Regions from separate parts of the Homo sapiens genome. Here regions 2, 3, 4, 5, 6 and 7 are each linked to region 1. Evidence: chromatin loops called from intact Hi-C (ENCODE). Cell type or tissue: PC-3. All regions are shown on one strand.

Evidence for each region. Peaks named below come from ENCODE experiments on the same cell type or tissue, not always from the same donor. Only the 100,000 strongest peaks of a DNase experiment are listed, where the experiment ranks them.
Region 2: a loop joins it to region 1, with 6 times the contacts of the local background. A loop is called at or near these places in 26 of 110 quality-filtered maps.
Region 3: a loop joins it to region 1, with 11 times the contacts of the local background. A loop is called at or near these places in 33 of 110 quality-filtered maps.
Region 4: a loop joins it to region 1, with 4 times the contacts of the local background. A loop is called at or near these places in 2 of 110 quality-filtered maps.
Region 5: it touches region 1 in a loop (4-fold over the local background); 52 of 110 quality-filtered maps call a loop at or near these places.
Region 6: it touches region 1 in a loop (2.8-fold over the local background); 20 of 110 quality-filtered maps call a loop at or near these places.
Region 7: it touches region 1 in a loop (14-fold over the local background); 51 of 110 quality-filtered maps call a loop at or near these places.

What each region holds. Positions count from the first base shown.
Region 1 is chr1:64,135,091-64,139,090 of GRCh38, reverse strand. ROR1 (receptor tyrosine kinase like orphan receptor 1) reads right to left here. Exons shown (of 9, transcript NM_005012.4): 5 at 1,595-1,722. Among named protein-coding and RNA genes, the nearest start is that of ROR1-AS1, 25 kb to the right of the region's middle. In PC-3, CTCF peaks have their summits at 1,621 and 1,822 (motif pointing right); a DNase peak (open chromatin) is centred at 1,820; H3K27ac peaks cover 1,406 bases.
Region 2 is chr1:64,241,277-64,245,276 of GRCh38, reverse strand. It overlaps UBE2U (ubiquitin conjugating enzyme E2 U), which reads right to left. Exons shown (of 10, transcript NM_001366232.2): 8 at 3,544-3,625. Among named protein-coding and RNA genes, the nearest start is that of UBE2U, 40 kb to the right of the region's middle. In PC-3, CTCF peaks have their summits at 1,906 and 2,105 (motif pointing right); a DNase peak (open chromatin) is centred at 2,106.
Region 3 is chr1:63,672,502-63,676,501 of GRCh38, reverse strand. The region is part of intron 1 of LOC105378771 (a long non-coding RNA gene); the gene reads right to left. Among named protein-coding and RNA genes, the nearest start is that of PGM1, 81 kb to the right of the region's middle. RefSeq lists an enhancer at 1,035-1,536. In PC-3, a CTCF peak has its summit at 1,910 (motif pointing left); a DNase peak (open chromatin) is centred at 1,971; H3K27ac peaks cover 1,307 bases.
Region 4 is chr1:64,005,261-64,009,260 of GRCh38, reverse strand. All of the region lies in intron 1 of ROR1 (receptor tyrosine kinase like orphan receptor 1), which reads right to left. Among named protein-coding and RNA genes, the nearest start is that of ROR1-AS1, 100 kb to the left of the region's middle. RefSeq lists an enhancer at 2,250-2,544. In PC-3, no CTCF peak of the experiment used is centred here; a DNase peak (open chromatin) is centred at 2,340; H3K4me3 peaks cover 384 bases; H3K27ac peaks cover 2,317 bases.
Region 5 is chr1:63,919,449-63,923,448 of GRCh38, reverse strand. The region is part of intron 1 of ROR1 (receptor tyrosine kinase like orphan receptor 1); the gene reads right to left. Among named protein-coding and RNA genes, the nearest start is that of ROR1, 150 kb to the right of the region's middle. In PC-3, CTCF peaks have their summits at 2,265 and 2,473 (motif pointing left); a DNase peak (open chromatin) is centred at 2,768; H3K4me3 peaks cover 932 bases; H3K27ac peaks cover 1,695 bases.
Region 6 is chr1:64,041,025-64,045,024 of GRCh38, reverse strand. The region is part of intron 2 of ROR1 (receptor tyrosine kinase like orphan receptor 1); the gene reads right to left. Among named protein-coding and RNA genes, the nearest start is that of ROR1-AS1, 69 kb to the left of the region's middle. In PC-3, a CTCF peak has its summit at 2,402; DNase peaks (open chromatin) are centred at 884 and 2,144; H3K4me3 peaks cover 635 bases; H3K27ac peaks cover 3,251 bases.
Region 7 is chr1:63,933,761-63,937,760 of GRCh38, reverse strand. The region is part of intron 1 of ROR1 (receptor tyrosine kinase like orphan receptor 1); the gene reads right to left. Among named protein-coding and RNA genes, the nearest start is that of ROR1, 160 kb to the right of the region's middle. In PC-3, CTCF peaks have their summits at 2,193 and 2,392 (motif pointing left); no DNase peak of the experiment used is centred here.

The DNA.
Region 1 (4,000 bases):
GTTTCAAGGGATTCTCATGCCTCAGCCTCCCACATAGCTGGGACTACAGGCATGTGCCACCACACCCAGCTGATATTTGTATTGTTTTTTAGTAGAGATGTGGTTTTGCTATGTAGGCCGGGCTGGTCTCGAACTCCTGGCCTCAAGTGATCTGCCCACCTCAGCTTCCCAAAGTGCTGGGATTACAGGAGTGAGCCACTGTGCCTGGCCCAAAATGTCTACTTGCTTTTGTGGATATTCAGTTAAAAGTACATTAAGGCATTCTTACATTAGGTTGAAATGGGTGTTTAACAGCTCCTCCCTGTCAGTCTTACTGCTCTTTGAAATTTCAGAATTCTCTTCCTGTTGAAATGAGGGCTTCAGAAAATGGCAACTACCTATTCCTACAGTTGCTTCTTTTGGTTGGTTAAAAAGTCCTCCAGGAGGCTGATGCAGGAGAATGGCATGAACCTAGGAAGCAGAGCTTGCAGTGAGCCGAGATCGCGCCACTGCATTCCAGCCTGGGTGACAGAGCGAGACTCCATCTCAAAAAAAAAAAAAAAAAGTCCTCCTCCCTCTTCCCCCCAGCCTCCTCTCAGTTCCTTCACATTCCTCATAGCACATAGCTTCCACATAGCTTCTGGGCCTTTTGCTGTTCTATGTTTCTGCCTTGGGTTTGTTCTTACCTCTCCTAGACCCTAGGGTTGCCAGATAAAGAAAAAGACAACGGTTACATTTTAATTTCAGATAAATATTTATGACATACTTATACTAAAAAATTATTCGTTGTTTATCTGAAATTCAAATGTTACTGGGTATCCTGAATTTTTATTTGCTAGATATGGCAACCTCATTAGAATGTCATGAAGACAATGTGAATGGATTGCAAAGGATACGTGACACAGAGGCATCATAACTACACTAATGGAAGGGGACAAAGCTGCTGTAACCACCAGAACGATGCGTGCAAAATCCTATGAGGCAGCCTATGCTACTTTAACTCATGTGTGCTAGTAAGTGCTTCGCTATTAGATTTCTATCAAAAGGATACTTTCAATTAAGAAAAATGAAGAGTGAAATATTGAAAGCTAGAGCAAGAAGAGACCAATGGTCATCTTGCTTCATCACTCATTTCACAGATGAAGAAGGGGACTTTTTGGGAAAGTAAGCGATTTCCCCAAAGTTCACTGTCATAATAGTTCTGGGATGAGTGTCCAGAACTCTAAACTCTAAATTCATCCCCTCTCAGTCGACATCATGTTGCTTCTAAACAGTAAGCTCTGTGAGGGCAGAGACGTACCTGGCTTATTTACACACCATCACCTCTCCCATTCAGATTCAGTTCCTGGTACGGTGAAAGCACTTAATAATATTTATTGAGTGTTTGAATGAATGTGAGATTTCACAAAGCTTCCTTTTCCTCTAAGAGCAACCTTCAATAAATTACTTTAATGTAAATTCCAGAGCACAGAGATCATGTCTCATGCTTTTTTATGGTCCTGCTCCCAACCTCCATGCTGAGCTTAATCCTTTGTCAAGAGAGGAGCTCAATAAAACTTTTGGCGAGAAAAATAGTTATTCAAGGGACAAATATAATTTCATTGGTGCTACCTACCTGTGATCTGATTTTCTATTTCCCCTTGCATGTGCAAAGACTCCATATAGACGGTGCGGTTGCCAATAAATCTTGCACATGCAATCCCTCTGTATGGCTGACAGAATCCATCTTCTTCATACTCATCTCTGAAAGAAAGCATAGACAGACATTAGCTGATGCACCACATACATACAGGGCACAGCAAGCTCTGACTGCGCGATACCCTAAATAGTCACTAGGGGGCACAGTTGGGCACAATATACAAAAGACTGGGCTAAGGAATTGGGCTTTTGCTCAGTTCTTAAAACATCTGTTGGTCACATTGGTCAAGTTTCCTACACCCCCAGAAAGTCATCCTGAAGCACAAAATCATCCTTAAATATGGGAGAAAATGCTTTTATTTTCGCAGCTGGTGGTGGGCTGGAAGATGATGTAGTTATAGGAGTAAAGAGGAAATGAGTTGGAAATCTGGGCACATGTTCTACAGTTTTTTGTTTTTTAAGCACAGATTATTTCTGCTTCATTTGCTACAAAGGCGTGGGCGAACAGATCCACTCCAACTGACACGTCAATTAGGGGGATCCATGGGGTGAGAAGCTGGGTGCAGCTGGAAAGAAACCCGAGGGTAGCCCAGTTAGGTGACTCTTCACTGCTGAACCTCCATTATCTCTACCCTGCCCAAAGAGGACCAGGGCAAACCATAGTCTGGAGAGTTTGAATTGAGTCACTAAATCCAAGGAAATCTAGAGAAAATGTCCATGGAAAGTTTGCTTTCATGCTTCTCTACAATTTAAAAAAATAGTCTTATTAAAATTTTGCGGCCTCAAAATTATAAGACTTTTTTTATAAGGAGGGGTAATAGATTTCATCTTGAAGACAGAGGGACACCAGAAATGACATGATTCATGTGCCAGGTAAAAGGACTGGAGATCTAAGGCTGGAGATGAAGACCCAAGATGGCAGGCTCAACCTGAAAGGGCAGAGGCTACCATCTCCCACGAGGGCCTACGATGAGCACAAGATCCCTCGAGTGCAGAACATCCAGCTGTTTCTCAAAGGCAGACCATAGCCAAACCAAAGTCTGCCTGCCACGTGTATAAGTTGACTTCAACCCTGGATGCTCCTCCTCAATATATCATCTCAAAAAAAAAAAAAAAAATACACCGTTTTTCCCCTTTGGTTTCTTCTAAGTAAAAATCCCTCAGAGCAAAGTCAGGAGAACAAAATTCTCTTCCTGAGTTTAACATTTGGGCATCCTTAGGCAAGCTGTCTGAGCCCTCTGAGCCACAATTTTCTCATCTACAAGTTGGACACAGTAACTGACTTCTCTGCCCTACATGGGAAAGTCATTATGATCCCATCAGATAATGTAAAAGCTTTTTTAAATTGTAGAGATAATATATGGCTATTCTTAAAGTATTTACAATGACCAAAGGGACATTTATTTAAAAGACAGTTATTTACTAAGCTCCCACATCGTAAGAGGCACTGCGGTTAGTGCTGTGGTGCTCACTTCCCAGCTTGAAGGTCTAGCGTAGGAGTCTAGAAAGTCAAAGTATAGGAGCAAACCAAGTGGAAAAATCACCTGATAGGACACTAATTTTCTGCTTCTCTCTACTCCCATTCATTAAAAGAATCATTTTAAAGGTGAAAGTGGGGGAAGTATCTTCAGTTTAGTACTGAAAATAGTTTGTGTTGCAAAGCTCTTAAAAACTTAACCTTTAAATACACATACAAATGAATATATCATATACCTGACATAAAGACATTGAAATTTTACTGTTGCACAATCCTGCAAGCACTCCACATGTTTACTTTCATAAATCCTAGAGTAATGCTGAAGCCTTTTTGGCTTAAATTTTACTTGGGTTGTAAAATTAACCCAACTTTTATTGGGTAACTAATACCATAAACCTATGGGGAGAAAGAAGGTTCTTGATGACCCACACTTGGATCTTGGAAACCTAAGTACAGAGACCAGAATACACCCCCATGCCACCCCCCTGCTATTACAGATGATGCTTTTCTATCCCTAGGCATTAGCAGAGCCCTGGATTTTTAAGGTGTCATTATGAGAACACTTCTTTCTCCCCCACATTAAACTCTCAAGGCTTCAATTTATATCTCTTGGGAGGACAAAACCCTGGAATTACCCCCAGATATAAATCCCCAACCTACTGGGAGTTCCCATATTTTATGTGTGAGGCTTAGGCTAAACTTCTTACCACCTTTCCAGTTCAAGACTCTTAAAAAGACTCTTTGAATACTTTTTTTCAGAATAAAATGGAATGCAATTCCTTGGCTGCACATTTCTTATCAAAGGCTTAGAACTGCAGGTGTATTAAATTTTTGACTATTCCCAGAATTCCTACTATCCTGTTCAGTCTCCTGGGAGACAGATTTTTTAAAAAAGAACACAAAAAA
Region 2 (4,000 bases), 110 kb before region 1:
GATTAGATTACAGATTCGTATCCTTTAACGGAAAGAAAGCACTTTCATGAATACAAAAGACACTCAAGCCAATAGGAAAGAAAAAAGGCTTTAGAAAGGAACACCAAACCAAATAATTGATTAATGAATATTTATGAGCTGCTTATAATGACAATGTTTCTATTAATAGTAACAAAGACTTGCCAAATTAGAGATTTTGCATAAAATATTCATGAAAGCCATTTACATTTCCAGTTTTCAATCACTGTTTCCAACTACACCTTAGAACTCCCAAAATAGAATCCTAAATCTTTACATTAGAATGAACCTTAAAAGTTTGCAACTCAATTTTATTTTTCTAAAATGAACTTTCTTCACATTTAATCCTAATACTAATTGAGAAAACAGGGTGAGGATGCGTTTTTCAACTAACATTAATTGAGTGCCTACTATTTGCCAGGCACCATGCTAGGTACAGAGAATGCAAAGGGACACAAACATCCCTGCCCTGGTCCCTCTTCATGAACAGATGAATTTCCACATCACACATGCTGAAAGACATGGGAACAGAGAATATGGAGAGAGAGGATGGGGTAACTGTGAATGCCTGAGCTTGTCAGTGACTGTCTCTACAAAAAGACATTTGGGCCAGCTCTTCACAACATCTTTGTGAAGCACTTCACCAGGCAGAAGAAATGATGGAGGTGGAGTAGAGAAGGAAAAGGAACCAGAGGCATATAGGAACTACAATAAATGTAGTTATGATAGGTGTTGTTTTCTAACCTGAGAAAAGACAAATTTTACATGTTTCCAACAGATTGTTTTTATTCTCTGAAAAGTAGGGTGGCATGAACTTTCATCTCCTCCTCTCCCCAGGAACTAAAATTTATTGAATGCCTATGTGTGATGCTATATTAATTTTTATTTTATATATGTAACAGATATATAATATACACATTTTTATATAATTTTTATTTATATCTCGAATGAAATCATATATATAAAATAATAAGCGTCAAATGCAAAACAACTTTGCAAGATAGGTAAGGTTATCTCCATTTAACAGATAAAAAAACAAGTTCAGAGTGGTTAAGAATTTCTCCAACATCTGTTTGACTCTGAAGCTCATGCTCTTCCCCTATGCTGCTTCCAAAGAAAGATTTTTCATCTGCAAATTGAATGAGGGCCACAGTAAAGTTTTAAAAGCATGAATAATAGCGAACTTTATGAGTGCTTGCCATGCACCAGATACTGTTTGAAGCATTTTACATATATTAATTTATTTAATCCTCACACCTTCCCTGGGAGGTAGGTACACTTATTACTGCCACTTAACAGATAAATCTGAGGCACAAAAAAAATCAGTGACCTTGCTCAAGGTCACAGAGCTGGTAATTGGCAGAGCCAGAATTCAAATCCAGACAGTCTGGCTCCAGTGCCCCTGCGCTTAAGAGCTCCACATTCCACTTTTTAACTGACAAAATCCTAGCTCTACACCAGCAGCAAAGACCTTGCTGATCCGAGGCAGAAGGTACAACGTGGTAAGGAGGTCTTAGGTCCCCAAATAATAGTGAGAAAAAAGAATTCAGTGTGGCTTAAGAATAAGGTATTGATTGATGAGGGGAGGGAAGGAAGTAGCAGGAGAGACAGGTTTCTCTTTTTCTTCAATGCTATGCAAATACAGGGTTCTCAATTTACATTTCCTGTTTTTTTGAAACAGGAAATTTCAGCGTAAGGAAAGCATTTTCGAATATTAAAAACTGAGAGATGCTTAATATGGCATGCACAATATAGACCAATTACTCATGTGCATAGATCCCCAAACATTTTCTACTTGATTCTCTATGAATTGTCCTCTTTATCATACCCCATGTATTTTGATGAACACAAGACTTTTGATAATTATTTGAAGAGAAGTTGAATTTTGCCATTCTTTAGATTTTTTAGATTTTACTATACCTCTAACATTTGCATAGTCAATATTTATGCCACAATAAAATGCAGATAAATATAATATCTTTTTAAAACTGCATTTAAATAGTGGAGTTTTTGACTAATCAACACCAGCGTTTTGAAGCAGCAAATATCACTTGATCTAAATATATTCTCATCAACCACCAGATGGCATAAGGTGTGAGGGTTTTATTCTGACAGGGTCACTATGCACATGATAATTTGACCTGTAACTTTGAAATAATGTATTTGGAAAAATGTTCCAGCACTCAAACAGCTCACAATTATTTTAGCCATATGTAGAAGTGGATGGATAAATTGAAAATGACACGGTTCTACTTTTTCTAAATTTTTGGGTTCTGCAGGATGTTGGCATTACATAATGAATCGATGATCAAACAAATAAAACAGTTCTGTTAAAGGAAATAAAAAAGGAAGTCACGTCAAAGAAAAATTAACCTTATATTCTAAGTAGGTTTCTTCAACTCTAAAAGAAACTTAAAACATGCCTTCAGGAAAAAAACATGCTTATACTCCTTCAAATTTTGCTGGATAAAAAACTTTCTACTTCCTGTAATTTATCCTGAAAGCAGAAAAGTATATCAAATGCAAAAGCTTTTCTCTACTTTAGCTTGAAAGAAAGTTGTTACAGAATCAACAGAAGAAAGAAAATCCAACTGAAAAACTCAGTCTGAACTATATGATGTTAAAGGATAGGGAATTACATTTTAATATACTCAATTTAAAAAAATATATTCAATTCCTCAGTTGCTTCAGAAATTCAAAATACAGCACGTTATCTTTATTCATCGTGTATTTCCATCTAGAAAAGAGGGCACTTGGTTAACAGTAAACTGAAGAGCTAAAAATTGAGATAAATGAGATAAACACAAAAAATAGGATCTTTAATTCCCCTACCTTTATGGTCACACACTCAGAGTACCTTGGAATGAGCACACCAGAAAAAATGACTAGCACAACACAGCCAATACCACAGAACTGAAATGGCATCTTTGTTGTAACATGATGAAGCAGAAAAACTGCCTTCAGGGGTCAAAAGACCAAAGATGAGATTAAGGTTCCTTCCTTAATGTGGTCTAAGAGTCAATGATTTCTAAAGATATAATAATTTATGTTTGTATTTTACTATATCCTTCTTCATTAGATTTAATATATTTGGTCTTGAATGAGAAATCTGTGGGAGAAGAAACAATGTTTGGAGCTACAAAAAGGATGAAAAGCTAATTGATGATATATAGTTTTTTGCTTTTCTTTTTTTTAAAAAAAAAGCTATTTCTAAGTCACATGTTGATAAGGATGATGGAAATGAGAGTAAGAGAAATAATGGGAAGGATATTACGAGATTTCTTCACTGCAGATCATGTCCTATCTCCATCTTTGGCAGCAAATATGTAGCAAAGATATTTCCTACCTGGGTTCATATGAAAGCAAGAAATGATCATTTCTTTTATTCTTGTTCTTATACTGAGAAAAGGGTATAAGTTGTTATTTCCAAGGGTTTCTTCTGTTATTTCCAAGTTGGATAGTAGAAAGTGGAATAATAGACAATTCAAGTTAATGTACACATTCAAGGCACTTCATATTTCTTACTTTAAATTCCATTCTTTCTGATGCTGTAGATCCATTTTCTTCCATTTGTAATACTGTCCAATGAAATTTGGAACTTTGAGCACTGAAATTAGAATATTAAAAAAAGAAGCTATACATACATTCTTTAATAATAGTTAATAGTTAAAAGTTAAAAATCATTCACTTCTCATTAACTTGATATGTGGCAATAACATGCACTATATAATTCAAGTCATATTACAATCCTTAGAAACTTTCCAAATTACTTGCTTTTATTGGAACATCATAATATTAGATATTGTTTGAAATAGATTATGACTTGGAAGTTATTTTCATTATAATGAAAAACATTATATATCCTTTATCATGTTAAATAAAATTTATAGGAGACCATTGTTTTGGACTGAGCACCTACCTTAGGCATTAACAGACCAAACAAAATGGAGTTACTCATGCTAAGTGTCATGCAATAAAACTG
Region 3 (4,000 bases), 460 kb after region 1:
AGTGGTTCCCAAATTTATTTAACCACAGGATCTTTGTTCCCATGTATCTGTATCTCAAAGACTAGGATTTTTTAAAAGTAACCTCCGGAAATGTTTTTCTGAGAACCCAACCCTTATGCCTTGCTCTCACCCCAAGACTGCAGGGAAAATGTTTAACAATGGGAAAAAGCAGGATACTGTGTTCTTGGCTTCAGAGCTGGACTCTTCCTCCAGGCGAAGACTTAAGTTAGAGAGATTAACAGCTCCGAAAACTACAGGGTGTGTATACCATAGCGGTTGGAGTAACACAAACCTAGGTTTGAATCCTTGCTTCACAACTTACTATGTGACCTTGAATCAATCATCTTCTCTGAACATTGATTTCCTAATCCATAAAATGGGGATACTAGTATATATCTTGTAGAATTATGGTGAGAAATAAATAAGCTGAATGCATGTAGAGGACTCAGTGTGTTGCCTAATACATAGGAAATGCCCGGTGGAGGCTCTAATTATTACGATGATGCAAAAATGTCACAACATCTCATATGCACCCCATTTTTTACTCCCGTTTTGTATTTCAGGAGAGAGGGAGAAGGGGATGGGGAGAGAAAGAGAGAAAGTGCATTCTGGCTTGGAAGGGAACTTATGCTTTGAAGCTGACAAGTATAATTTGTCTTGAGACTGCCAAGCTCTTGGGTTGAGCCTTCATATTGGAAAAAAGAGACAGGCGAGATTAATCTGGGGCCTTCATTACTTACTCCATCTGGCCTGGCTTGGCACAGCCCCTTCCCTCTACAAACTGATTACTCCTTCAAAAGCTTCAGCAGAGTGGTCCCTAATGGGTTCCGACGTGGCAGGAATGGGGCTCACACAGCACAGAGATAAGGGCCCAGCAGCAGGGCCAAAACGCTTCCAGTGCTACAGCCCAGATGCTCCACCACAAAAGAAAGCAACGAACTGAAAGGGAGCCAAGGCCCCTGGGCCAGGGTGAACCTCAGGATTCCCAGGAGCACCTGGCTCCCCACAGTGGGGAGCAGCAGGAGCCGGGCTGACATGGACCGGACTGGTAACGTGGATTATTTGACTGGGGCGAGTTCCAATGACCATGGGCGCTTTTTAATCTGGCTTTACAGTCACACTGGGGATAGGAAGGTGCTCCAGGGAAGAGAAGAAGGTTGTTGTTTTTAGACATTTGCTAGTGAAATCCTGCTGCGGAGGCTTTCTCACATTCCCTCCCCCAGCTCCTTCAGCAGCGCAGTGTGGGAGGGGGAGAGGGAAGGGAACCGATGTTTACTAAGCACCCACTATGCTCCAGGCACAGTGCCAGGTGCACAGTGCCAGGCACTGTTTGATTAATCATTCAGCACAAGCCTGAGAAATAGGTATTACTATTCTTTTTATTGAGAAAAGGTAAGGGCTTTGTCCTAAGTCACACGGTAAGTGACAGAGCCAGGATCTGAACAGGATGGTCTACCTGTGGGTCCGTGTTGGTGGTTGTGCTAGTCTGCACTCACAGCAAGTAGCAGCTGTGGGATTTGAGAGAAAGTATGAATAGGGAGAATCTTCCAAAGCACCAGGAGGTAGCAACTCTGTGGCCTGGGTCTTCTCTCCTAAGAGATTGTAAAATTTAAAAGCTGCAAAGGAGCCTTTGAGCCACTCTTGGAAAGAGAGTTCTTGAACAGAACACCAAACCAGATCCATCATTCGAGTTGGGGAGGAGGGTTGTTTATCTTGGATTGGGGGACTGCCAGTCTCTGGAACAAAGGCTCTGCTTCTCAGCTGCTTTGAACACACAGCTCCTTTAAAAACCTGGCCCTGGGACTTGGCGTCCACGGCTTGAGAGGTCAAGGTCCAGCTCGATAGCTTCCAGGGTCTCAGGGAAGTCAGTGTGGGAGCCTTGATGAGTCAGAGACTGCACAACACTGCCATCTCCTGGGAGCAAGGTCCACTCTGGCCTGGTCAGACAGAATCCCAGCTCAAAATACCTGACTAAATCATGCATGAGGCTCTCTACCACCCCAGGGAACCTTCTGTGGTCACGTTATGAATCAGGATTGCCTGTGTTTGTGTATTAGATTACAAAGCCTGTGGAGATCGAAGGCATGGGTTTCCAAGTCAAACATTCAATCGTTCATTTTTTTTTCATTTGACAAATGTTTACTGAGCACCTATTTTGTGCCAAGCACTGTGCTAGGCACTGAGTACATAAGGATGATCAACATAAATGGTCGTGGCCAGGCGTGGTCTCTCATGCTGCTAATCCCAGCACTTTGGGAGACTGAGGCAGGAGGATCACTTGAGCCCAGGAGTTCAAGACCAGCCTGAGAAACATAGTGAGACCCTATCTCTACAAAAAATAAAACTAGCCAGATGTGGTAGTGCACACCTGCAGTCCCAGCTACTCAGGAGGCTGAGGCAGGAGGATTGCTTGAGCCCAGGAGGTGGAGGTTGCAGTGAGTCATGATTGTACCACTGAACTCCAGCCTGAACAACAGAATGAGACTGTCTCAAAAGAAATAAAAATTTTAAAAAGACAAATGGTCCTTAACTTCATGAAGCGTATAGTCCAGTGGTGAAGATGGACTGTAAATAAGGAATTATCTCGTGAACAAAGAATGTATTCGTTACTACTGCAATGAGTGCTGAGAAGGAAAAGCATTGGTGCTGCAGGAGTTTATATTGGAGAGGAGGATTGTAGGGGGACCCTGGCCTAGTCAGGCAGTCAGGGAAGCCTTTTCTAAAGACATGACCTACATGCAGACAGCTGAAGGATGTATAGGAATTAGCTAAGAACAACATGTGAGGAGGCCATGAGATAAGAAGGAGCCTGGCCTGCTTGAAGAACTAAAAGAACGCCGGGCACGGTGGCTCACGCCTGTAATCCCAGCACTTTGGGAGGCCGAGGCGGGTGGATCACGAGGTCAGAAGTTCAAGACCAGCCTGGCCAAGATGGTGAAACCCTGTCTCTACTAAAAATACAAAAATTATCTGGACATGATGGCGGGCACCTGTAATCCCAGCTACTTGGGAGGCTGAGGCAGAGAATTGCTTGAACCCGGGAGGCAGAGGTTGCAGTGAGCTGAGATCACGCCACTGCACTCCAGCCTGGGTGACAGAGTGAGACTCCATCTAAAAAAAAAAAACAAAACAAAACTAAAAGAAGTTCTCCATTGATGGATCCCTGGGAGGAGGAAAACAGTAGTGTGAGGTGAGGAGATCACACAGGGCCTTGACTTCGAGCGTCAAGTGAAGGATGTGGCTCCACACTGGTCAAGTCTCTTTTTGTTACATGGAACTCATTTAAGTAAAAAGGCAATGTGCTGGTTCCTGTAGTTGAAGTTCCAGATATGGCTGAATCCAAGAGCCCAGGGTTTTCGTGGCGGGGCACAGTGGCTCACACCTGTAATCCCAGTGATATAGGAGTTAAGAAGAAATTATTTAGGCAGATAGTGAGGGTAAGGAAGTTCTCGGCAAGGTTTTCCTTTTAACGAAAAGCAGCCCCCAAATCATTTTCTTTTCTAACAAAGAGCAGCTTGTAAAATTGAGCTGCAGACATAGATAAGCAAGCTGGAAGACTGCAAGGGTGAATACCGGCAGTTGTGCCAATGGGAAAAGGCTACCTGGGACTAGGCATGTTCAAACTGTAGCCTTCATGTTCCCTTTTTGCCAGCCATGTTTACAGTAAGAAGCAGACAACATGGCGCCGGCCAAGTGGAAAGGCCATTTGCATAATAAGATGAGGATGGGGTGGCCAGCCTTCCCCCTTGCTATGTAAACGTCACGCCTGGACCAACTAATCTGTGAGCCTTACATAAATCAGATACCACCTCCTCAAGCCGGTCTATAAAATCTGGTGCACTCTGCCACAGGCCGGAATTCCCATTTGGGCCCCATCTCTCTCACAAGCCAGAGAGCTGTTCTCCTTTCTCTTGCCTATTAAACCTCCACTCCTAAACTCACTCCTTGCGTGTGTCCGTGTCCTTAATTGTCTTGGCACGAGACAATGAACCTCAGCTAT
Region 4 (4,000 bases), 130 kb after region 1:
AAATATAGTAATTTATAGGCTGTTAGAAGCATTAGAGGAGATTTCCAAAGGGCCTGCCTTTGGAGAGAGACCACGGCAATCCCATAGCTTATTAGACTGGAATGGTGGCTCTAGATGCCAGTAGAGGCGCCTGCATTTTAGATGCCATCCAAATGAACAATCTATTGGCCAGATTTGAAGATTTTTACTTCAAAACACTGGCTTGAAAATTAAAATGTAAAATATTACATTAACCCTCTCAACATCACTTACCACCAGAGAAATGCAAATCAAAACCACAATGAGATGCCATCTCATACTAGTCAGAATGGCTATCATTAAAAAGTCACGCTGGGCACAGTGGCTCACACCTGTAATACCAGCACTTTGGGAGGCCGAGGCAGGTGGATCACAAGGTCAGGAGTTCGAGACCAGCCTGACCAACATGATGAAACCCCGTCTCTACTAAAAATACAAAAATTAGCCCTGCCTGGTGGCATGCACCTGTAATCCCAGCTACTCAGGAGGCTGAGGCAGGAGAATCGCTTGAACCTGGGAGGCGGAGGTTGCAGTGAGCTGAAATGGTGCCACTGAAATCCAGCCTGGCTGACATAGCGAGACTCCATCTCAAAAAAAACAAAAAAAGTCAAAAAATAACAGATGCTGGCAAGGATGCAGAGAAAACGGAATGCTAATACACTGTTGGGGGAATGTAAATTAGTTCCACCACTGTGGAAAACAGTTGGGAGATTTCTCAAAGAGCTAAAAATAGACCTACCATTCAACCCAGCAATCACATTACAAGGTATATACCCCAAAGAAAATAAATTATTCTACCAAAAAGACACCTGCATCATATGTTCATCACAGCACTATTCATAATAGCGAAGACATGGAATCAACCTAGGTGCCCATCAACAGAGGACTGGATAAAGAGAATGTGGTACATATATACCATGGAATACTATGTAGCCATAAAAATAATGAAATCATGTCCTTTGTAGCAACATGGATGCAGATGGAGGCCATTAGCCTAAGTGAATTAACAGAGAAGCAGAAAACCAAATATCATGTGTTCTCACTTATAAGTGGGAGTAAAATCATAGGTACCATGGATAGGAGCAATAGACACTGGAATTACAAAAGGATAGAGGGAGTGGGGCAAGGGTTGAAAAACTACCTATTGGGTAGTATGTTCACTATCTGGGTGATGGGATCAATGGAAGCCCAAACCTCAGGATCATGCAATATACTCTCACAACAAGCCTGTACATGTACCCTCTGAATCTAAAATAAAAATGGAAATTGCAAAAAAAAAAAAAAAAGAACAAGGGCAAAATACACCTCGCCCCTAAAATACTACATTAACAAGAAAACAAATCTGCAGAAATGACCACACATAATCAAACATAAACTCCTTTTCTTGTTGAAAGACCAGTCTTAGACTAATAAATTTAATAGCCTTCCTAAGGAAGAACAACATTGCTCCTGTAACTAATTTCACTGGTCGTGTTTGGAATTGTTACCATTTCTGTGAATAGAGAAATTCGTTTCTCTACATTGGAATTTTAGGTCAAGACAAATGAAAGCTAAGTATTTGAATATAGAGAGTCATTTGTGGTAAATAACTTAAAATATAATTTTCAAAGCCATCATGAATCAAAGCAAACATACAAATCAATAATCTAAAGGACATAATACACTATGAAGTACTTATGGACTGTTAGAAGTACTTACGGGCTGTTAAAACTCTTTAATAATAGACTGTAATATACAAATAATCTTGGTTGTTGTTCTTGTTTTTTGAAAATTTAATCCACGCTACTAATATATTGTAATGGGGTTATACTAACCTCCCCTCAGGCTATGTCTACACACACACACACACACACACACACACACACTCAGAACATTACTAGAGAATATTAGGGCTGGACAGGACCTTAGAGGACCCAGGGTCATTAGCTATAAGGCATACAAGTTGTCAATCCCTCCTACTTCAATCCAGTGTAGGCATCTTTAATCAATTATGGCTCTGTTTACCTGTTAAGCCTGGGATCTGTCGTAGAGTCCTTTAAGCACAGTGCTCTAGGTAGCCACTAAAAATTGATCTGAGATAGAATGCAGGATGAACTTTATTAAGTGGAAGAATTGCAATTCAAACCCAGGTCTCTTTGACTCTAGCACTCCACACCTTCTGGCAGCCCATGCTGACCAGTACTCAAGCCTGTAAAACCTGGCTTTTTTTTTTCACCTTACCTCTGGCCTCACCTTTTCACAGAGATAAGCACATTTTTCGTATTTCCATATTTACTGATGGTGACTGTCTGCCAAATGGCCACATGTCATCGTCACTGACTAAGCTTGAACAAGAACAGGATGTTGACTCACTGAGACCTTGCAAAGGCATACTTCTAGTTTATCTCCCTGCCACAGCAGAGACAAAAGGATTGTTTGGTTTGTGCAGACCTCCTTGGCTTACCTCTTTCCTAGTCCTAGAAGCAGGTGGGAAAGAAGTAGATGAACCACACATACCCTCCCCACCTACAGTGGCCCTGGTTTCCTCCAACGTCCTGAGCCAAAAATAGCATAGACTCTTTCAAGGGGACCAGATGTCAGATAGGCAGTATGGCAGGGATCTTAATTCCAAAATATGAAAACAAAAAGAAAATTTTACCCAAGTAGGAGAAATGCTTACTACAAAGCCACAGTGGAAAGCAGTGCTTCTGTTATCAACCTCTTGTTTGGGGAACGGGTATTTCGTGCAGGTGCTTTCCCCAGAAGAGCTAATTGTCTACATTTCAGGGCCCTCCACATATGACTCCAACCCCAACTCCAGTCTGAGCCCCATGCTGCTGCCACCCACTTTGGCTCTTTCAATAATGACAGCCCTTGTTTTCAGTAGTATGGACTGCTGCGGTTCACCTATGAAAAGGCTCATCAAACACCCCGACACCCAGACTTCAGGGAGCTTGGGAATAGAAGGTTGGCAGCCAAGGCGGCATTTCAGGGAAGGAAGCATAGGTTGGAAAGTGGTGGGATTAAAATGAACCTTGACAGCATTTACATGCAATATTTTCATAGCTTCATCTTACTGCTGCTCACAGCCAGAAATATAGTTTCATTTTACAGTGTTAATTTTATAGACAGTTAGCTATATGTCACTTGGTTTTTCCAAGCTGAGTTGAATTGCTGATTGAATATAATTTGGGACCAATGACAAATGAATAGATTCTTGGCACTGCTAACACTGAAATTGTTCCCCACGTGTCCCTGGACACTAATTACCACTCAGTTCTTGGGCTGTAGCAAAGATAATTTCAATTCGCAAGCTCATTAAGTGATTGTGCTGATTCTGGGGAGTTTTGTTCTCAACTTCAAGATCCATTCCTTTAGATAACCACGTGTTCAGCTTCTCAGATAAAATGATAATAAAAACAGATAAAATATTTTAAAATATGAATAACTTCCCTGAAAAATAATATCTTCCAAGGCCATATTTTTTTAAAATAAAGGCTGATTATTTTATGTAGAAAGTTGAATATTAATAATCTCCCCTCACAAAGTGATGTTTAATAAGCTTTTTTTCTTCACTGAAAGGAAAACTGAAGTTTAAGTGAGAAAAATCAAGCACATCTCAGCTGAACTCCATCAATTCCATGGCCACCAGTGGCTTCAGAGAGAGACACGGCCACAAGTTTTGACCCTGTAGGATCTCCACTGATGGATTCCTATTCGCCTCACCACTGGCAAAAGCATGAGACATTTCCAGGTATATTTACCACCAGCCTGGCAGCCTCTCTTCACCAAAAGCATTATGGTAATAGCAAATGTGTATGTGCCATTTAGAAGACAGTAGACTATTTAATGGAAATACACACCAGATTTTAACACTACTATCTGACACTTATTAATTTTGTGATCATGAGAAAGTTACTGAACATCATTTAACTTCTATTTTCTCATCCATAAAATGGGAGCAGCAAAGGACTGAGGTAATGATTAACTAATGGACCAAAAG
Region 5 (4,000 bases), 220 kb after region 1:
GGTACCTACTGTGATCTGGCACCACTGGCTCAATTAACCCTCACAACTCAGAGAACGGAGTACTATCCTTATTCCCACTTGCAGGTGAAAAACTGAGACTCAAAGACATTGAGTAACCAGCCCAAACCAACAGGACCTTGCGTCTCCAGTGTCAATCACCTTTTCAAGATTCCACATGGCCTGGGATCCTGTTCCAGAGTTACAAGGAAGTTTGCAGAAAGTTTTGGGGGGGAACCCAGCACTCTGTGGGTATATTAAATGCTTTCTGAGCCAAGAGGGGCTGAAGTGCCACGCTGGGAAGCCCAAGGGCAGGTGTCACACGCAATCTGTTTTACATCAGTCGCCCAGGGTTATTTCAGCCCCGTGATCTCACATGCCCCGTGACATGATGGGATGTGACAGGGCCAACCCAGGAGGCCCTACCAACAGCACAGGAAGCTGGCAGTTGTTTTCATTATTACTATCATTAGAATCAAGTAGCTCTTTTCCACTGAGAGCCACTGCTAATTTCTTAGCCGGATGGTCACTAACACTGGTTAATCCATGTAATACAGGGGAATATGGAAACAACCCTCAGAGTTGGAGCTGGAAAAACCAAGACTAAAGTCCACTTAGTCCTAAACACTTGGAATAGTTAGGCTGTGTATAAGTCTCTTAACCCTCTAAGTCTCTAGTTTCCTCTTCTCTAAAATATGGGTAACAAAACCATCAACATCACAGCACTACATGAGGATTACCTGGATAAGCTGTGTTAAAGCTCATCATCATCATCATCAATACTAAAAAGAAAAAGCCTGCTGTCTTCAGTTGCCGCTCTCCTCTATTCCTAGGAAAAGTGAGCTGTAGAACTCTTTATGAAATTCTGCAAATTAAGAATTCAAAGAATTCTGGAACAATTCTCCAATTCTGTTGCAAAGAGACGGATGTTTGGCACAAAATCCTGGGCTTCGACATAAACTCATGCTATCTACCTCTGGAATAACCTGCACAAAGTGAACTGTTAACCAGATACCAGAGGTTGCTAACTTTATAGTCTTATGAAAAGGAGAGAATCACGTGTTTTGACCTACTAAATTGAAAAGACTTACCTTTTACAAAGAGAAACAAAACCAAACCCCAGGCAAGTGAGCCTGTCTGAGCTTTAGGTGCCTCATCTATGAAATTGGAACAATTTCATAATTCAGACTACCTTCCTCCTAGGAGTGTTGTGAAGATTAAGTAAAATAACTCACATAAAATACTCAGTAAATGTTATGTCCCTCACTTCCACTCCCCAGCCCAGAGACTTTCTTTATTCTTAATGGGTTCAGTGCAAGAAGGACAAGCTGTGATAGTCTAGGGGTTTCTATTGGTAAAGAAAAGGCTGAAGTGGGCTGCTCTGAAACAGCATGAAGCCAGAAGCTCTATGCATCTCCTGAATACAGAATAGGCTGAGAAGCATAACAAGCCCTCAGAGAGACATAAACCAAAGTGGGAGCTCCTGAGATACCCCCTCTTTCCTGCCTACTGCTGAAGACAGACTCTATATTTTTTAATTATAAAAATGCACATTTGCAGTGTTTCTTTGGTTTTCCCAAGAGCTTTTGTGCATCCTGTCTCACTTCTGCAGTCCTGGGTGGGCAGAGCAGATGTTTACCAGTCTGCTTTGTAGATGAGGATATCGGGACACTGAAAGGCTCAGTGATTAAACTAGGTCACATAGCAAGTCTGTAAATGAGCCCTGATGAGAACACAGGTTTCCTGACTTCTAGCCTCCCACCCCACCCGCCCCACCCCACTCTCTCTGCCGCACCTTATCAGTCATGTTCCTAGGATAGCGTACATTCTTCCTTTAACTTTAAGGTGTGTTAGCATTGTAAACCGTGCCATTGGGCCTTAAGGTTCCAAGCTCTTAGATTCCTTTGGTGCACATGGTAGCGACAACAACCATAATGATCATGTTAAACTGGGGCCTGGGGCCAAATCCAGGCCTACTGCCTCTTCTGGTGTGAAAGTGACAATATGTTCCTGTCTTATCCTGCTTGTATTTCCTCTGCCATTTACTTGGTTCTCTAAGATCTTGCTACTTCAAGAGGTCACCTGGATGTGCAGCGTCGCCACCCCCATGAGCTTGTTAGAAATGCAAACTCGCAGGCTCCACCACAGCACTTTCAAATCGGAATCTGCATTTTACCATGATTCCCAGGCGATCCAAACGCACGCTGAATTTAATAAGCACTGCCCTGAAGAACTCAAAATGTGTTCAATAAACCGTCAACACAGAACATGGAAGGTGATAAAACACCCATACTGGCAGTTCAGAGGTGATTACCGAGTTACTTCGATTGTCCTTTAATCATGGTGTCTGGCACACAGTAAGCACTACATAAACATTTTTAGAACTAATTGCTGATTCATTATTTAATAATTTAGTCCGTTTGTAGGGTCTGTTCATCACCCTTCTCTCCTACTGCTCCCTCTTCTGGAGAGTTAAATGAATTTGGACATGTAAAGCACTGAGAACAGTGTCTCCCACAGAGTAAATGCCCAACAAGTGTCCAACATTCTTACTAACAGGCCATGAAGGTAGCTGCCTTCCTAACTGACCACTTTGGCTGTAAGAAGGAATGTGTAACACGGGCCACCTTGGGGCTTTGTGGGAATGCCACTTGGTTAAAGGAATGCAAACTTATCTTAAGAAATAGACACTCTGAAGCATACTTTGTAATGCATAAAAAAATTATTCCAGTGGATTCCAGGGAAATGATTAAGTGTCCAGGAGAGGTGGGCTGACAGATTATCAGTGTTGGTATGTAAACTATGTTTGGCAGAGTAGCGAAAAGCAAAGCACTTCCTCATATCTGTATCTGCCTCTCGTCTTGCTTTTGATTTGAAGATAAGAGACTCTGGAGTAATGAATCATGGTGGTGGAGAATGGCGTGATGGACAGGCCTCCTGAATCCGGTCAGACAGACACTTCTGTTTCAAAGGTAGCCTTAAGCATTAATGAGCCTTCACTTGCTAACCACTCCACCCTCTTGCCTTGTTCTTTGCCACTACACTGACTTTGCTCTTACCATTAAACCATACCTATGAGACGCCTTCCTGCTATTCTTTCCTTACCCATCCTTTGAAAAACCAGCTCAAATAAATCCCTCCTCCCATCACCAGTGCTTCAGCCTGAGGTCTTTCCTTCCTCACTTATTTGGCAGCTGGGTGCTGTTTTGTTGTTTAATTTTTTTTCCATTTAATTTTCCAAGTTACACCAAATATTCCACCAAAGCAGGGATTGCATCTGATATTTCTTTGAACTTTCCCATCCTGCCCAACAATGTTTCTCACACTGAACAGGGTCTTGGCATTTATGGGTTTACTGAGCTATTTTTACAAACAGATAAAAGAAAGACAGGAGATTACAGATGGATTTCCCATCACTTTTAATAAAAATAACTGCATTTCTATAACATGAGAAACAAAAGCAGCTTTCAGCATTTTCAGCTGCATTTAAGCTACATTTATTTTGCCTCTGCTAAGCGGATATTTGGTAGTTTTCCCGGATAGTTGAACCACCTTATTTTCTGCTGATTCCTATTACTATCAGATCATAAGAAGGCATATTCTGAGACGAAGCTTTAAGTTATAGATCACTGTGCATCGCTAATAATTAGTCAATACTCAATAAGTGCTGACAGCTGTGCTAAATGCTTTAGGTGCATTAATCATGACAGCATGATGACGGCGGCACTATTATGATCCCCAATTGAACAAAGAAACAGGCTCTGGAAGAGTAATTTACTCAAGGTCAGAAAGACAGGAAGTAGCAAGGCCAATGGAAACCAATATCTCGTCTTCCAAAAGAACCCAGATGCTTACCCATTATGCTCTGCTGTCTCTGTGTAAGTTTCCTCTATCTTGCTGAAACAATAAAAAGATTATCTAATAAATTAATATAGTTATCTAGTGCAAAAAAAAAAAAAAAAAGCCAATTCAATGAACACTGCTCATAGGAAAACTCTACCTT
Region 6 (4,000 bases), 94 kb after region 1:
CCTACATACGATTTTGTAACATCATGCATTGCCTGTTTAGAGAACACTGGTTTACTGAGTTACGTTCGTTTTCAAAATGTGGACACCCTTACTTATCTAATATAGAAAATTCAAATGCATTAATATCACCACCAGTGCCATCAGTTATGATTGGGAAGAAGTTGTCAAGCTCGTGATGGTGGCTAAAAGTTTCGCAAAATTCTAACTTTTTCTGGAAAGTTCAAATTTTATTATTGGCAATTAATACTACTGTTTCCTTCAAGCGGCAGGTTCATTTTCCTCATTTTAAAGAATATTCAAGAATAACTAACCATAATTTTTCTGTCGGTCATTCTTTAAAGTAAAAGTGGCTAGTTCAGCTCAGAACTCAAATGCTTTTCTTTGAGACAGTCATAGTACTTGGCAGGAGTACTTTACGTATACTGCCCATCTGCCATATGAAATATTAAAAATCTATGTATTCAAGGGTCAAGATTTAATACAATTAATAATTTTTACTGCTCCATGGAAGATATTCTTAAGTGCAATTGGCTTTTTTTTTCTTTTCAACTACAAGTATATGGCAGTGGAATGTACAGTGACCACTAGTTTGGTACCGTTGGTGCCATTGTCTGAATTTGTTTGAGCAGTTTCACCCACCATTGCTTTTGCACAATTAGGATGGGTAAACCGCAGTTCAGAGGACTTAACAGCCTATCCCAGAGTTCACAGCTAATAAAAGGCAAAGCCAGGATTTGGACACCAAGCCCAGCGCTGTTTCCATCACACTCCATAGCTGCCCTTTCCCAGCCCTCAGGGTCCTAGACTGGTGTAAGGCTTTCAGAACAAAATGGGTTAGCTCAGGCCCTGAACGGTATGAGTCAGAGAGCAGAGTGGCTTGGATGGCATGTTTTCTATTTCCGAACAAGCAGTTTGGGGCTTTGGGGCAATCCCAAGCGATTGTGTCAGATCTGGGCAAAAGTTTAGGACTCTGAATTAAAAAGGATTTGTTACCTTTACAATGTAGGAAAATGAAATGCCAGTATCCTTTTAGTGCCACCATCTTCTCCCATTAACAATGGAAAGTGATGATCATAGCTAACATTTTTCTGAGCATTTACAAAATGCCAGGCACTATTCTGAGCATCTTACACACTTTAATTTAAACTTGACAACAATCCTATGAGGTAGACTCTAAAACTGACCACATTTTAGAGATAAGGAAACTGAGACACAGAGAAGTTAAGGAATTTCCCAAAGTCACACAGCCAGAAAGCGGCAGAGCCAGGACCCAAACCCACGCCTTTGAACAGCAGAGACCATATTATGTTCTGATGCAATCAGATTCCCAATCAATCCAACCTGTAGTCTTTCATTGTCCTTTGCACCACTCATAACCTGAACTAAAAAATATTCTTGCCTTTTTATGAGTCCATCAAGCATGTGACAATACCCACTGGTACTGAAAACAACTAAATCACCACTAGTTGCTTATGACGTAACTGGAAGTCATCATTGAGAATGAGCTTTTTAAATACAGTGCAGGCATGGTCTGTACTGAGGCTTAATGAACCAGAAAAAGCAAACTGCAAGAAAAAAGTTATTTTATGACCTCTCTGGGAATTGAGACTCTATTTCCTCCTTTTTACATTTTTTGTATTCCCCTCAGCACTTCATGTGTTATTGTGAACTTCATAGGCATTTAATAAACGCTGGTTGATGAAGTAAATGGAAGGCTCAAGTGAATTTTAGGCAAATTAGCTTTGGAGACACCCCATTTATTATTTACCCACTTGACAAGATGTCACATCCACAAATCCACAAATCCTTCCCAACATTTATTACTTAATTTTCAAAGTGCCCCCATCTCTCCTCAGGGAGGAAGGTGGGGCCAAGTGTTATATTCCCATTTTGACAGGTGAGAGAAACTGAGATATAAAGAGTTGAGCAGTCCATTGCCATGGCAACCCAGCCAGTCAGCCGAGGAGCCAGTCACAATTAGGTTTAGGGCCTGGGTCTTGGTATCAAAAGAGGCACATGCCAAAATCCTAGCCTCCCACATGACTGATGCTTTTCAGAAGAGGGAGGAGGTTCCCAACATGAAATGAAATGCTTAGCTAAACATAAAGGAAGGCTGCCAAACACAGTTAGGTCATCGCATTTGACTTGGAGAGAACATTCTGTTCACGCTATCAACCTGCATTCACTTTCAGCACACTTCACCATAAATACTTCTGACTCACTATCTCGGGAAATATTTTTTATCTTAATAAACTCAATGCAAAGCATAATCTAAATCAGCTTGCACATTCTTGAGTTCAAGCCACAAGCTGAGTTTAATAAAATCAGCCGAAAATAGCGGGGGACTTCTGAATAACCACAGTTCATTATCTGATACAGGGCTGCTGGGAAGTCCTGAACACACAGAGCTGAAGGTAAAAGCAGGAGGTGGGTAACCTGAAGGTATGAAGGGACCGAAACCATCGGATGACCCCACCTGCTGGATCTTAGTTCTCACCGGACATCTCACTGGAGGCACTGCTTATAATAATAGACTGCGTCACACCAACCAAGAGCATGGGCTCTGGAGCTAGACTGCTTGGCTTCATATCTGAGCATCACCTTTTACTTGCTGTGATTTAACCTCTCTAAGCCTCAGTTTCCTCAAATGTGAAATGGGCTAATAATGATACCTACCCATTAGGGATGTTGTGGGGGTTAAAGGATTTAATCCATCTCTGGAATATCAAAAGTATTCCAGAAAAAAATACTGATACCTGGGTCCCACCCTTAGAGATTCTAATTTAATTGTTCGAGGATGGAATCCAGACATGAGCATTTTTAAAAGCCCTTCTCCAAATGATTCTCCTGTGTAGTGAATAAGAGAACACCTGGCTACAGTAACTATCACTACCATTTCCTGACCCCTGATTCTTGCCTGGCTTCCTGTTAAACCCTGTAATTAACTTATTCCTCAAAAATCCTCAGGAGTATTCTCCACTACAATCCCTTGTTTACAAGAAGAAACCAATGCTGAGACATTAAGTGTGTTGCCTAAGGTCACATAACTGATAAAGAGTGAAACCGCACCTCCAACCCAACCCTTCCTCTTGCACTCCCCAGTATCCAAACCTCTGCCCCAGGTTAAGTACCGAGGTGGCACAATGAAGATAAACATTTTCTGGGTGAATGAACCTGCTGGAAACCAGGGGATATGATGGTTAAAAGTGAAAAGAAAAGAAGTGCTGTGCTGGGCTGGGTGCTGGCCGAACACATTTTCTTGAAAACACAAGGACTAATGCATCAAGCTGAGCTTGGGCTATTGACTACAGAGTAGTAAGAGTGGGTTTAAAGAGTATCCACTGGACCAAAGACAACAAATGGCCAATAATGTGCCTCCTTTTTGGGGAGAGAACACACACACATTAAGAATGGTTCTGCAAATATGCACTTAGAGCAAAACCCCCTATAAATCAGGGTTAATGGGGAAAGACAGCCACCTTTATAGTTCTTTCCTTAGGAAGCCCAGTTAGCATGTGGTGCCACTCAAAGGAGTTTAAGAAAACTTGCACTTTGCTACTTAGAGGCTTATTTTAATGAATAGGTCTTTTTTACAAATAGACAAATTGTATGTAAATGCACTCTTAAAAGCTCAGGGAAACTACTTTTTCCTTTTAAGAAAAGATCTCTACCAAATTAGAGTGGCTGGTCTCCAGCATTTAGATTGTTTTATGTCTCAGGTATAATTAATAAAGGTGGGAGAAGAAGGGAAAAACATATATTAGGCACTGATTCTATCAGGCATTTTACATGTATTATTGCATTTTGTCATCACCAGAACCCTGTATATATACATAGGATTTTCCAGCCCCATTTTAAGGAAGATACCAAGGTTTATAGAGGTCTTAGCATAGCTAGACTGTACACAGGTTGGACTGGAACTCAGTTCCATTGACACTCTTCTCCTGTCCCTACTGCCAATCTGCATTTTATAACATACTGTCATTAAGAACTTTTCCCA
Region 7 (4,000 bases), 200 kb after region 1:
TAACTTCCTCTATGACATATTTCTTCTTGCCTCTAGGTTCAGAAAACTCTCATTTCCCAAAACCACCTGCACCTTCAGGCTCTGATTTACAACTGTACTGCCAATGTGGCTCCTTCCTTTCTCTATTCAACGTTAGGACCACTCACTTCTCTGAGCCAGCCATGCCCAAGATGGCTATCCAGAGCAGCTTGCACTAGAAGATGAGATGTGGTCACCACACATGTATAAATGATTCAGCCATATAATTAAAAAAAAAAACAACTTCAATGACATCTGCAGAAGTTAGAAGGATGTCTGCGCTCTAAAGTGGGCAATAGAGATTATGCAATGAACTCACTGCAGAATGTAGAAGGGTCCATCTTGCAGTGTTGGTACCTGAAAGGGCATTCCTAGAGTGGAAGAAGAGCAAGTCCACAAACCTGCTGAAGTTCAGATCTCAATTCAGAACAGGGAGTGGCAATGGGTCTGGGATGGCAGTAAAAGGACGGCCCAGGGCCACTGAACATTCCATCCAGAAGCACTGCCGGCTCACTGAGAAGTGCAAAGCATTGTGCTAAACCTCAGTCACTAAGAGATAGAAAGATGAATGAGACATGACCCCTGGCCTGGAGGAGCTTATAGTCAAGTGAAGGAAGCCGAAAATTAATAACATCTTGGCCCAATTCCTTGGCCAATTATCAGACATCTCCTAATTGATATGTTTCTCAACCATATCATTGGCTTCTAGCTCTAAAAACTATCAAAGCTCCAGACAGGAAACACACTGGACACATAATAAAAACTGGGCTATTGATGAGATAAAGTTGTCTACTGGCTGATTGCCTCATTGAGTCAACAAATGGCCCTGTGTTTGGTAATGGCAATATGAAGAGGCCTAAATCAGAGACGGCCCCTGCCCTCAGGGAATTTATATTCACCACTGTACATTTGCTCAGTACTTTGCAAATGTTCAGAGGACTCTTATACATAGAACTTCATTTGTTCCTGATAGCAACTTTACAAGGAGCTAAGGAAAGTGCTCAGAAGGGTAACATCACCTGCCCCAGATCTCTAGCTAAAAATGGCATCGGCAGGATGTGTTATTCCAAGGCCAGTTCCCAGATCACTACATTGTGTGGTGTGTGACTTGAATGTAGACAAGGAAGGAAAGAAGGAAGAAGAAATATAATGGTGTCAAGTTAAATTTCTTTCTCTCCAATTAACTTCAACTTTCCCATAACATGCGTTAAAAAATAATTCTTAACTTAGTCATATATTCCTTAAATGCTGGAAGGTTAGCATTCCAGCAAAACCTTCAAGCATTTAAGGTAAGGGTGTTTTAGAAAACAGTCATTATTCCCCCCAAAGCATGCATTTTTTATGAAATACCACAATGACTGTTCTGTGGGAGAAGAGGAGAGACTTCAGAAAGCAGCTGAATCTAAGGTCTCCACCTTTTCACTTTAGAGCACCCCTTGCTTAGCTTTGATAAACCAAGGCAGAAAACGAATAGATTGCAAGTGCTCCGTGATAATGTGTTTGGAACCAATAGATCTTCTTCACTTATTTCTGGACAATAAGAGGTCAGCTGGAAAGCACCAATAGTAGAGTTCTTCATAGCAACTCATGACATAAAAGACAACTAATGGTAAGGCTGAAGGCATTAATCCTTTCTCCATAACGGTCTTTCAATCAGCAGGTAATGCCACTGGGATGCCAGTGTGTACTTAAATGGACTTTCCCATTTTATTCCTGGTTAATCTCCCTTTCACCCTCTCAGAAATGCCAGCAACATCCAACTTGGGATTTTTACCAAAGCTTTCATAATTTGAAGGACTTTTTTTTCTCCTTTACATTTGAAACCACAGCTACCTCATAAATAACTCCTTTTATCACAAGTGTGGATGTTCCTGTAATGCTACCTGCAATATGTCAAACGTTTCAAAAGTTATCTAATGTGCTAGACAGAAACTGCTTTTGACCTCTGGGTTAACCAAAGTTAACCAACAAATGTGACTGCTTTAAAGGCTCCTTCCTGCTCCAGCTGCTGTTTCAAGCTATAAATTACTGCCACTCAGGGCAGTGACAAGACAGGGTAGCAGGACTTTTTCTGACACTGTACAGTTTGTGATTAAATATAGTCTTGGTTTCCTTTCTCAGTAATCAAGTATGTGGACATTATATATAATCCTAAGAGGCCTTCTTGGTAAACTACCCACAGAATTTAAAAACCATGTGGTAAATGATTAGAGGGAGGTTGTGTTTTAATAACTTTTTGGGGTTTCCGTTAGAGAAATTTGATTTTACTTAGTTCAGCACACCTAGGCCTGATCTGTGCCACCCTCTACAATTAACCTGACCATTTCACTCTGTCTCTGACTTCCCATTAGCTGTACCTTGGCACAGGCTGTGCCCTCTGCTGGTAAACAGGACCTGGTCCTCAGCAGTTGCAGAACTGCATCTTAGCTCATCTGATGCTGACCAATGATCTCCTGGGCTTGCAGAACTAAGCTATAAGCATAAAGTTCATACAGCTCCCTCCATTCTGTTTTCCTAACCAAAGGCTGAAAATTAACTCTTGCTGTCCAGGAGCAGGGACATTAGTTTTTGTTTCTTTGGTGGTGGTGTTGGCAGGGGAGGGAGGTTGGGCAATGAATTACTGAACCATATTTTACACTGCAACAAAAAACCAACAGGCTACTTTTCAACATTTGGTTTACAATCATTCTCCCCTCTACCCAAAAAAAAAAAAAAAAAATTCTCCCAAATCAAACAGAGCTGGAGATGGATGGCAGATTGCTAAATTCTTGCAGAGTCAAAATGTAAAAGAAGCATGATAAATTGTTACTTGGCTCCCTCATCCTTCCTTTGAAAAAATAATTTACAATGTGGGATGGGTTAACTCCCCTTCACATCATCTAAATCCTCAGAAAATCTATGGCAGGCTCAGTCTGAAAGGCCAATTTGACCCCACAGACCTGTCTCTTACAGGATCTTCTCAGGCCCAGACATTAGACGTAAGCTGTCTGTCCCTCAAGACCCTGATATCTCAAAAGCCAAAATTGTAAAATATACTTTTTTAAAAAAAGGAAACCCTGACAAAGCCAACCCAAATGTTTTCTTTCTGTTAAATTTAAATAAGTGTTAAATTAGATTCCGCCTTGCAGTCCTTGCAAGTCCAAGTCACGGGGTAAGAATTTGGTAAACAGTTTTATCTGTCAAAACCATCCCACAGGATCCATTTAGGAAATAAATGAAGTTGAGGGTAAAATGTGGCCTTTGTGTCAATGATAGCACCTAATATTTGTTATATGCTTACTACAGGAGCCAGGTACTATGCTGAAGATTGTATGGGTCTGATACCATTTTGATCCACACAGCAAGTCCATGAGGTTGGTGTCACCAGCATCATGCCCATCTAACAGATGAGCAAACTGAGCCTTAATGAGTGTAAGTCTCTTGTCCAAAGTCACACAGAGGGTGACTGGTATGGCTCGGTTCAAACCAGGGGGGTCTAGCTCAGAGCCAGGCCCTTACTGGGAAGCTCAAGGCCTCTTGCTCCATACCGGCCACCCAGGTCCATACCAGTGGAGTTCACCTACAGGATCTTGACCTCGTTCTTATCATCAAATCCCTTATGTTCACCATAGGGGATTTACCATGAGGGATGTTTATCACTGCTTTATTGCTCTCCCTGACATACCTCCTCACCACCACCAACAACCCAAACTGAATCCTGCACCTGCAAAGCAGCAGCTAGCTGGAGGCCAAATCTGAGACAGAGCCCAGCTCCCAAGCCTTGGTGCTCCCATCAGCCCTCACCCTGCTTCTCTGTACTTCCTTATTCACTGTGGCTCATTGTGCAGAAGCTGTACTGACCCCACATCCAGACACGAAGGTGCGGAACTTGCTCTGGGTCTTGTATGTTCAGTCCAGGCAGAGGGCATGTCTCACCTGGGATGTGTATGTTCAACACTGCATGACATTTGCTGGTGGGAACACAGGCTTTATAGTCACAGCT